3 separate regions of the Mus musculus genome follow, and all the other regions are linked to region 1. Evidence: chromatin loops called from intact Hi-C (ENCODE). Cell type or tissue: left cerebral cortex. All regions are shown on one strand.

Region 1 (2,500 bases):
TCTCATAAAAGCAAAGACACTAAAAATAAATGAATAAATAAATTAAAAACCAGTGTTACCACAGATCCAGTGTGTGTTTGTTTGTTCAGTGTATAAGAGGCTCCCTAGAACCCTCTATCAGCCTGGTAAGCATTCAGAACCTTGAGTTCAAAGATAAAGACATCTTGATTCAGAGAACTGATTTGCCCAAGGCTTCACTCTAGTGCAGTAGGCAGTGAATGTGGCTTTAAACAAGGTGTACCAGACACAATGGCCTACACTCCCCCTAAAATCCACGACCTGACCACAAAGTGAGCTGGGTGAGGGTACAAGTCAGAGAATTCTAAAAGGAACATGAAAGACCACAGCCAAGGTACTGCCTCGCGGCTGTCTGCGCCTTCTCCGGGAACAGCATCTCTTGGGTGTGAGAATTCGGTTCAATCAGGAATGAACTTTGTATGGGCGGATGCAGGTCCAGCTGAAAGCCAATGATGTCAACACCCAGCCATTTATTGTCTGACTTTTATTTGCAAAACACAGCCCATACATAACTTAATTCCTGTATTCAAGATGTCTTGGGGGGGGGGGGGGCATCGGGTTGCAAGCAGTTGAGCATCCTCAGGATTGAGAAGCTTCCTGGAGGGTGTAATAAAAAAAATATAACCTGCAGGCAACAGCGGCCACCCCCTGAGGACTTTATTCTTTAAAGCCAGTGTGGGTATTTGGGGTGCACAGAAGCGCTGGTGGGCTAGCCTTCAAGACAGGTACTCACATTGAAGTTGTGTTGAAGGTAGTTTTGGAGTGGCAAAGAAAGCCAGTCCGGAGTAGAGTGGGTATCTAGGGTCAGGGAGCATCTCCTCTTCTGGGACAGGACAGAGTGGGTGCAGAGAAAATTATAGATGGCACATTAGTACCAATATAAATAATTGCACAATTTGCAAGATTAGTCCCAGGGTTAATTACACAGTGAAGGTGAAACGCACTAATCTTTCACAGTATGAGTGGGGTTCTTGACCTTGGCAAGAAGTCAGAGTGGATAAAATAGAAGGGAGAATGAGTGTGATTGACGTAACCGTGTGCTCTAAGCCGGACAAGCTGAGGGCAAGCGCTGGCTCATCAGGCTTTGTGGAAAGTGAAATTCTCTTTTAGATCAGGACTACAGTGGGCACCAGCTTCAGAAGACTTGGAAAAGTCTGGAAATGTGGCCTGAGGAACTGTGCACACATTCAGCGGAGGATGCACCCGAGGGCAGCAGTGATCCTAAGATTGGTAGGCCACCGGCAGGTCCAAGGCTCTGGGAGGTGGCCTGACTCGCACAGCTGGGCGGGAGTGACGCCTTGCTGGAGAGCAGGTGGCCGCGCAGATTGCGCAGTTCCCGGGGAGCGCGCGCGCTGGGGGGCGCGGGGCAGGCGGGGCTAGCGGGGACGCGCTGGGGCGCGGGAGGGGGGCTCTAGGAGCCGGGGGCGGGGCCGAGTGCGCGGGCCTTGGCACGCACGCGCAGACGGGCCGCGGGCCCCAGAGGCAGAGAGGAGGGGGAGCGTGAAATAGGGGGCGGTGTGGAGCGTATTTCCGCTCTGGCGGACAAATAATCCTGGCCAAAGGGGAGGCCCGACTGTCCAGCCCTTTAACCGCGTGGGGGTGCCGGGGGAGAAAAGGGGGGTCGGGGAGGGGGAATCCTGCTCCTTTAATTCCCTCCCCTCTTCCTCCGCCCCGAGTCCGCGAGGACGCTGCGCTGCGCGGGGCCTTGGAACACTCGGCACGAGCTGCCCCCGCCCCTCCCCCTCCCGCCCACGCGGAGCCGGCCCGCGCGCGCACCCCGTGCACCCCCGCGCCTGCGCGCTGCCCCGGCCCTGCCCGTGTGTGGGGGGCGTCGCTGGCCCCGGGGGGGTGGGGGACCAGGGGGGAAAAATCAGCACGCGGAACCGGGCCAGGTGAGAGGCGCGTGCACCCAGGGTCGTGAGTCTGGGTGGGGGGGCGTGCCACGGAGATCTGCGCGTGGGAGGGGGGCGTGCACGACCTGTCCGGGCGGTGGGAGGACGTGAAAAGGGGGACTCACAGCAGCGCGGCCCAGGCTAGAGCGAGGCGGGTGAGGAGTACCTGCAACCGGGGGCCACCCCAGAGTTGCAATCCTCTGGTTTTTTCCCCCCATCCACCCCTTTATCCATTCTCCCGTGGGCGCGCGGGCTGCGGGACTGGGGGGTGTGGACGCCGCTGCCCCGCCCCCGGGAACCACGCCTCCCTCCTCGGAGGGACCGCGCCTCCTTGGAATTGGGGAAACTGAGGGAGGCGCGCCAAGACTAGGGAGGTAGGGATGAGGGGTCTGGAGCCTTGGCCTCCGACAGCCAGAGACCTTTGTCTCTGACTCGTTTCCTTCCCACCCAGGGCAGTCCACTCCCGCCACAATGGCCTCTGGGGTGGAAGTCCTGCGCTTCCAGCTGCCTGGCCACGAGGCCGCAACGTTGCGGAACATGAACCAGCTCCGTGCAGAGGAGCGGTTCTGTGATGTGACCATCGTGGCCGA
Region 2 (2,500 bases), 770 kb before region 1:
CGCCGTGGCTTGGCGAACCCTGGGAGAGATGGAGGCCGAACGGCGTGTAGGCGCCATCTCCCCGGGGCCTGCAACACGCTGTCCCCACCTCCAGGTCTGACGGAGCCTTCCCGGGCTTGCACACACCGAATTTCTGCCGGTCGCCCGCGGCAGGCTGGTCGCGCCATTTGCAGCTTTTCCATTGGCGGCGCGGGCGGGGCGCAGAGTGGGACGGGTCGCGCGGGCGGGGCGGGCGAAAGGTTCTTGGCTGCGAGGCCGCCGCAGTGGAGAATCTGAAACAAGGAAGACAGACGCCATCTTAGAAGTCGCGGCCTGCTTCTCGGCTGAGCGCTCCACAGTAACCCCGCGACGCGATCTAACGTCCCCTGATCCAACACATGACCGGAGCGTTCCAAGACTAACCTCGTCTTCCCCGAACCAAAGTAATCAGATAGCAAAGGCCACGCTCTGCCCTAAAATCCTCAGCTCTAAAGATGCGAGGCCACCCCGAGTGTTTACTGTCTAGCCAGCCCCGGGGGCTCATACCCTGCCCGCCCGCCCGCATTTGCAGATTCTCGCGCACTTACCCGCCTTAGGAACGCACAAGGCGTCCACATGCCCTAAAAGCCGATCTCGGCAAACTTTCCCGGCGTCAGGGTGAGGAGAGCGGGCGCAGCGCACGGCTCCTTGGCCCCATCTCGCCCCAGCGTGGGCGAGCTGACGCCCCCCGCCCCCATCGGGCTGGGAGTCCTCCCCACGGAGCGCCTCTTCCATCGGTCAGCGCCAGGGAGGAGGGCGAGCCGAGGAGGCGGCGGCGGCGCTGCTCTGCAGCCCTCCTCCCTCCCCTCCCCCCCGCAGCCGGACGCCTCCGAGGAGGGGCAGGAGCCATTTTGGGAGCTGTCTCGCCCCCTCCCCCTCCCCTACGCTGTCTTGGGACTCGAAACAAGACTTAAGTAGGAACCACCAGCCAGTTCTCAAGGTCAGATGGCAAAAGCAACTCTGGGGTAGCCCCTCGCGCGAAAGTAAAAGCGTCTATCCCCCCAGAACACACCTCTCGCTCCCAAACTCCCCTTTCCCTGGCTGGGAAGACAGGTGTGCACGTCTGGGCAAGTAAATTAACGTTGGTGAGGGGCTGTAAGGCGGGCTCACCATTCCCCAATTATAGCCCCAACTGGCCTAGGTCCTAGAACTGCAACCAGGCGACCCTCCCTCCACATGAGCCCTCGACCTCGAACCTCGGTCACTGCACTTAACATGGCGGCCAAGCTCCCGTCTTCTGGACCGCAAGATAAGCGCAGACCCCGCAAGGGGTAAGTGCGCCTTGGAAGCAGAGACCCTGCACTCCCCGCCGGGAACCAGGCCCGGGTCGCCCGAGTGCGCGCGGCCCCGCCCGGGTGGCTGCGGCGAGCAGGGCAATGACACAGCAACTTTAGAGGCCTCTCCCCTCCCCCTGGCGGCCCGGCCTCCAAACTGGATTTTCCGCACCTGGGCCTGGCGGGTCCGGGCCGAAGCCCGACGGGGGTGGGGTGGGGGTGGGGAGAGAACTCGGGGAGCGGGGAAACTGCTGGGCCTTAGAGAGAAAGGGTAGCCAGACGACGCTCCCGTTTCCCTGCATTCCGGAAAATCACTGCGCCCCAGTCATTCCCAGCCCTCCCTGCCCCCACATGAGTCACAGGGGAGGCTGCTGCTACTTAGTAATTTGGAAAAGTAACTCTTTCCTCCTTTCCGTTCCCTCCCCCGCAGCACACAAGGAGGCAACTGTTCCAGGCAGGGGGAGGGGAGGAGGGCGGCAGTAGAGCATGCCACCCGGAGAAACCCTAGACCTCGGAGACTGGGAGGCTCGGACCACGCTGGCTCTCCCCTCCCAGCACCCACCTCAGGCCAGGACTGCGCTCGCAGGCGGCCCCCAGGCTCTGGGCCGGTGAGCCCTCCCCACCCTGGGGCAGAGACAAACAGCTAAGAGCCCGGAGGGGATGCGCAGCTGGGAACAGCAGGCCCCACAGGCCGCGTCCTCGTGAAAAGCACACAAACTCGACCGAGCCTCCATCACGCCATGTGACGATGGCGAGCCTGCTACCCTTGACACAAAGGGAGCTTAGGGAGTCCCTGGGGAGGCAGGGAGTCGGCGCCAGGGAACCACACCAGTTCACCTCCAGAGCTGCCAACTCCTAAGCTCTCGCATCCCACGACCAACACTCACACTCAGCCTACGGGGTCGCCCTCCCCTCGCCCGCCCAAAACATCCCATCTCACCTGGCTCCCGATTCCTGTCCCCCCCCCCCCCCCCGGTGACGGGTGCATGGGGCACAAGCCACCCTCGCCCCTTTGCCCTCCGATGGGTATGTAGGCACGAGGTTGGCCATTCCCCTCCCCCACACAGTGGCCCTCTTGCGCTGGCCCCAGTCCACACTCCCATTGGCTGTCAGGTGTTTGAAAGACAAGTCTTTCCCCCTTGGGATTTTTCTCCTGAACCCCAAGAATTCTTCCCACTCCCCACCTTTACTTATGCATTTAAATGACC
Region 3 (2,500 bases), 780 kb before region 1:
CCCTTTCCTCCTCAGAGTCTGAGCTTTCACTCTCCTCCTCGTCCTCATCTTCTTCCTCCTCCTCCTCTTCCTCAGAGGAACTCTCACTGCTACTTTCCTCACTGGAGGACTCTGAAGAGGATTTGGTCAACCCAGGAGGCAAGGCAGTAGAGACTGGTAGAGGTCCTGGTTCCAGTGGCTCATCTGGCATCTTGGCATAGCGAAACTCAAACACATCCTAAAAAAGACAGGGAGACTCAAAACTGTGTTTAATGCCCAGCCACCCAGCATACCAGCTCCAACTTGATAAAAGATTGGCAAAGTCTTACAAGTTTAAAGCACAGCAAAAATTAAACTCTCCCCATAGGCAGTTACTGTGGAGTAAATTCAACTGCAGCTCTTAAGCTCACCTGCAACTTTCGTGCCATAGCCACAACATCGTGGTCTGGAGGATTGTACTTATAGCAGTTGGAGAACATAAGCCGTACATCAGCAGCAAACTCCTGTGCATCCCGGTAGTCACGGTTCTCCATCTTCCGCTGCAGAAGGAGGCAGCATGAGAAGCTGCACAGGCAGAGTCTCATCTTTCCCTGCCAACCCGACTCAAGCAGCCCTCTCTTGAAACAAGTGGGGATGACCTTAGGGATCTGTGCCCTGGGGTTCAAGTTTGAAGTCCAAAGATTTGGGGTAGGTTTGAAGAAATATCTATGTCTAGAAGAAAACATTTCTAAGTGACCAAGGCCATCTCTCTCCCATTACATTTCCCTAACCCCACACTTATCCTTAACTGTAAAAAACAAGGACTTCAAAGTATGTGACTTTGTACAACTTTGTAAGATACACAGAATGAAAAACTGCCATGTTCCCATGAGGAGACATGGGTATTGCTTTATTGGTCCCCAGGCTCCAGCCCCTGCCTGAGCAGCCCATCTGCCCCATGCAGTGGGTACCTTGACAGTGCTGAGGTCCATGGGGTGTTTAATGATGTCATGGTAATCATGAAGGCCAAGAGCAGAAGCGTCCACTGGCTTATAGAAGGGCCAGGCGTAGGCAGCGTGCTTCTTTGAGAGCAGTTCCTTCAGGATGCCGTTGCAGTGCTTTAACTGCTCTGACAGCTTCCCTTTCTTAGAGCTCTGGTGTTGCTGTTGCGAGTCAGGCAAGTCTTTTCGTGGGGGTTTGATTGGGCGGCCACTCTCTCTGCGCATAGGAGGGAGCCTTGCTGCCTTTGGCTCAAGACTCCCAGGAGGACTAGCTGGGGAACCAGGAGCCAGGATGGCTGTGGGTGTAGGGGTGGTAGTATCCGCTTTCCGTTTAACGCCTTTTTTCTGTAGTAGAAAGATGGAGGGAATCAGTCATTCTGGTCCATTTCTTTTAACCCCTTTCTTCCTAGTCATCCTGAACAATCAACCTACTGATGTATACCTTGGCAAGGGGCTGAGCTGGAGGCGCTGCTGATACAGCAAGGAGTGGGGGTCCAGCAGAATGCAGGGACTTAAGAAGAGGAGAAGAGATGACTGATGGGTGGGGAATGTTGAGGACAGTGGTAGGTATTTCAGGTGGTGGTGTATACAGGGCTGTATGCGACACAGAAGAGACAGCAGGCACCTGATGGGCACTGGTAATACTGCCCTGGAGTGCTACAAAACAGTAACAAAAGACAGGTAAGTGTTGCTCATTTGTATCTTCAGGTCACCTGAATAGCTTTGTCTTTAGGTCACCACTTCCTACCTGCTAACTTGGCCCCCTTCTTATGGCTGTTTTTAGGGATGGTCACCACAAGCTCTTGCTCCTCTTGTGGCATGGATGCTACTTTCTGTAGGAAGATCTTTTCCAGTGTCTGTGCCATTAGGACAATATCATCGGTGGGCTGCAGGAACAAGCACAGAAATCTTCAATTGTTAGCACAAGCACCACATCCCCACAAGAATTCCCAGCTCCAGGACACCATACCCTCACTAGTACTTAAGGTCATCACACCACACTAACCCCTACAACCTGAAAATACGAGAGCAGAGCTTCTGAGTTACAGATCCCGCTTTTCTCAGGTCTCTGGAGCTTTCTGAGAAACAGGGCCACCATCCCCAAATATGAAAATGTGTTCTACTTAAATAACTTAATTATAGGAACACTGAAGCCACAGCTAACAACACAATTTGGAGGTCAGGCCTCCTTAGACCTTAACTAGTTGGATAGCACTTTCCAGCCCTGTTGGGACTAATGACCAGTACTGCCTTTCAGCAGCTACTATATAAGCTTACCTTGTTATAAATGTAACAGTTGGTAAACATAGTATTAAAATCCTGCATACATTCTGAGGCAGCCCAGTAGTAATTGTTTTCAAGTCTCCTCTTGATAGTACCCATGTCCATAGGCTGTTTTATAATTTTGTGATAATCCTAAAAAAAAAAAAAAAAAAAAAAAAAAAAAAAATCCAGTTGAGAGCCACAGGAAAATGTCTATGGTAGGGCAACTACCAACAGACAAAACACACACACCCACACGCACACCCTAGCTATTAAGG

What was found. Hi-C counts contacts between places; a loop is a spot of excess contacts. Peaks named below come from ENCODE experiments on the same cell type or tissue, not always from the same donor. Only the 100,000 strongest peaks of a DNase experiment are listed, where the experiment ranks them.
Region 2: a loop joins it to region 1, with 2.7 times the contacts of the local background. A loop is called at or near these places in 2 of 42 quality-filtered maps.
Region 3: a loop joins it to region 1, with 4 times the contacts of the local background. A loop is called at or near these places in 2 of 42 quality-filtered maps.

Annotation. Positions count from the first base shown.
Region 1 is chr17:34,892,860-34,895,359 of GRCm38, forward strand. It overlaps Zbtb12 (zinc finger and BTB domain containing 12), which reads left to right and starts at 1,700. Exons shown (of 2, transcript NM_198886.3): 1 at 1,700-1,910; 2 at 2,362-2,500. The coding sequence starts at 2,382. In left cerebral cortex, a CTCF peak has its summit at 1,536; DNase peaks (open chromatin) are centred at 1,455 and 2,052; H3K4me3 peaks cover 1,626 bases; H3K27ac peaks cover 1,619 bases.
Region 2 is chr17:34,119,629-34,122,128 of GRCm38, forward strand. Brd2 (bromodomain containing 2) reads right to left here. Exons shown (of 13, transcript NM_001204973.1): 2 at 1-272. It also overlaps a transcript of H2-DMa not described here. Among named protein-coding and RNA genes, the nearest start is that of Brd2, 1.7 kb to the right of the region's middle. In left cerebral cortex, a CTCF peak has its summit at 1,416 (motif pointing left); DNase peaks (open chromatin) are centred at 859, 1,725, 1,968 and 2,457; H3K4me3 peaks cover 2,500 bases; H3K27ac peaks cover 2,500 bases.
Region 3 is chr17:34,113,961-34,116,460 of GRCm38, forward strand. It overlaps Brd2 (bromodomain containing 2), which reads right to left. Exons shown (of 13, transcript NM_001204973.1): 4 at 2,238-2,375; 5 at 1,708-1,846; 6 at 1,402-1,616; 7 at 930-1,304; 8 at 390-518; 9 at 1-217. Among named protein-coding and RNA genes, the nearest start is that of Brd2, 7.4 kb to the right of the region's middle. In left cerebral cortex, no CTCF peak of the experiment used is centred here; a DNase peak (open chromatin) is centred at 1,227; H3K4me3 peaks cover 60 bases.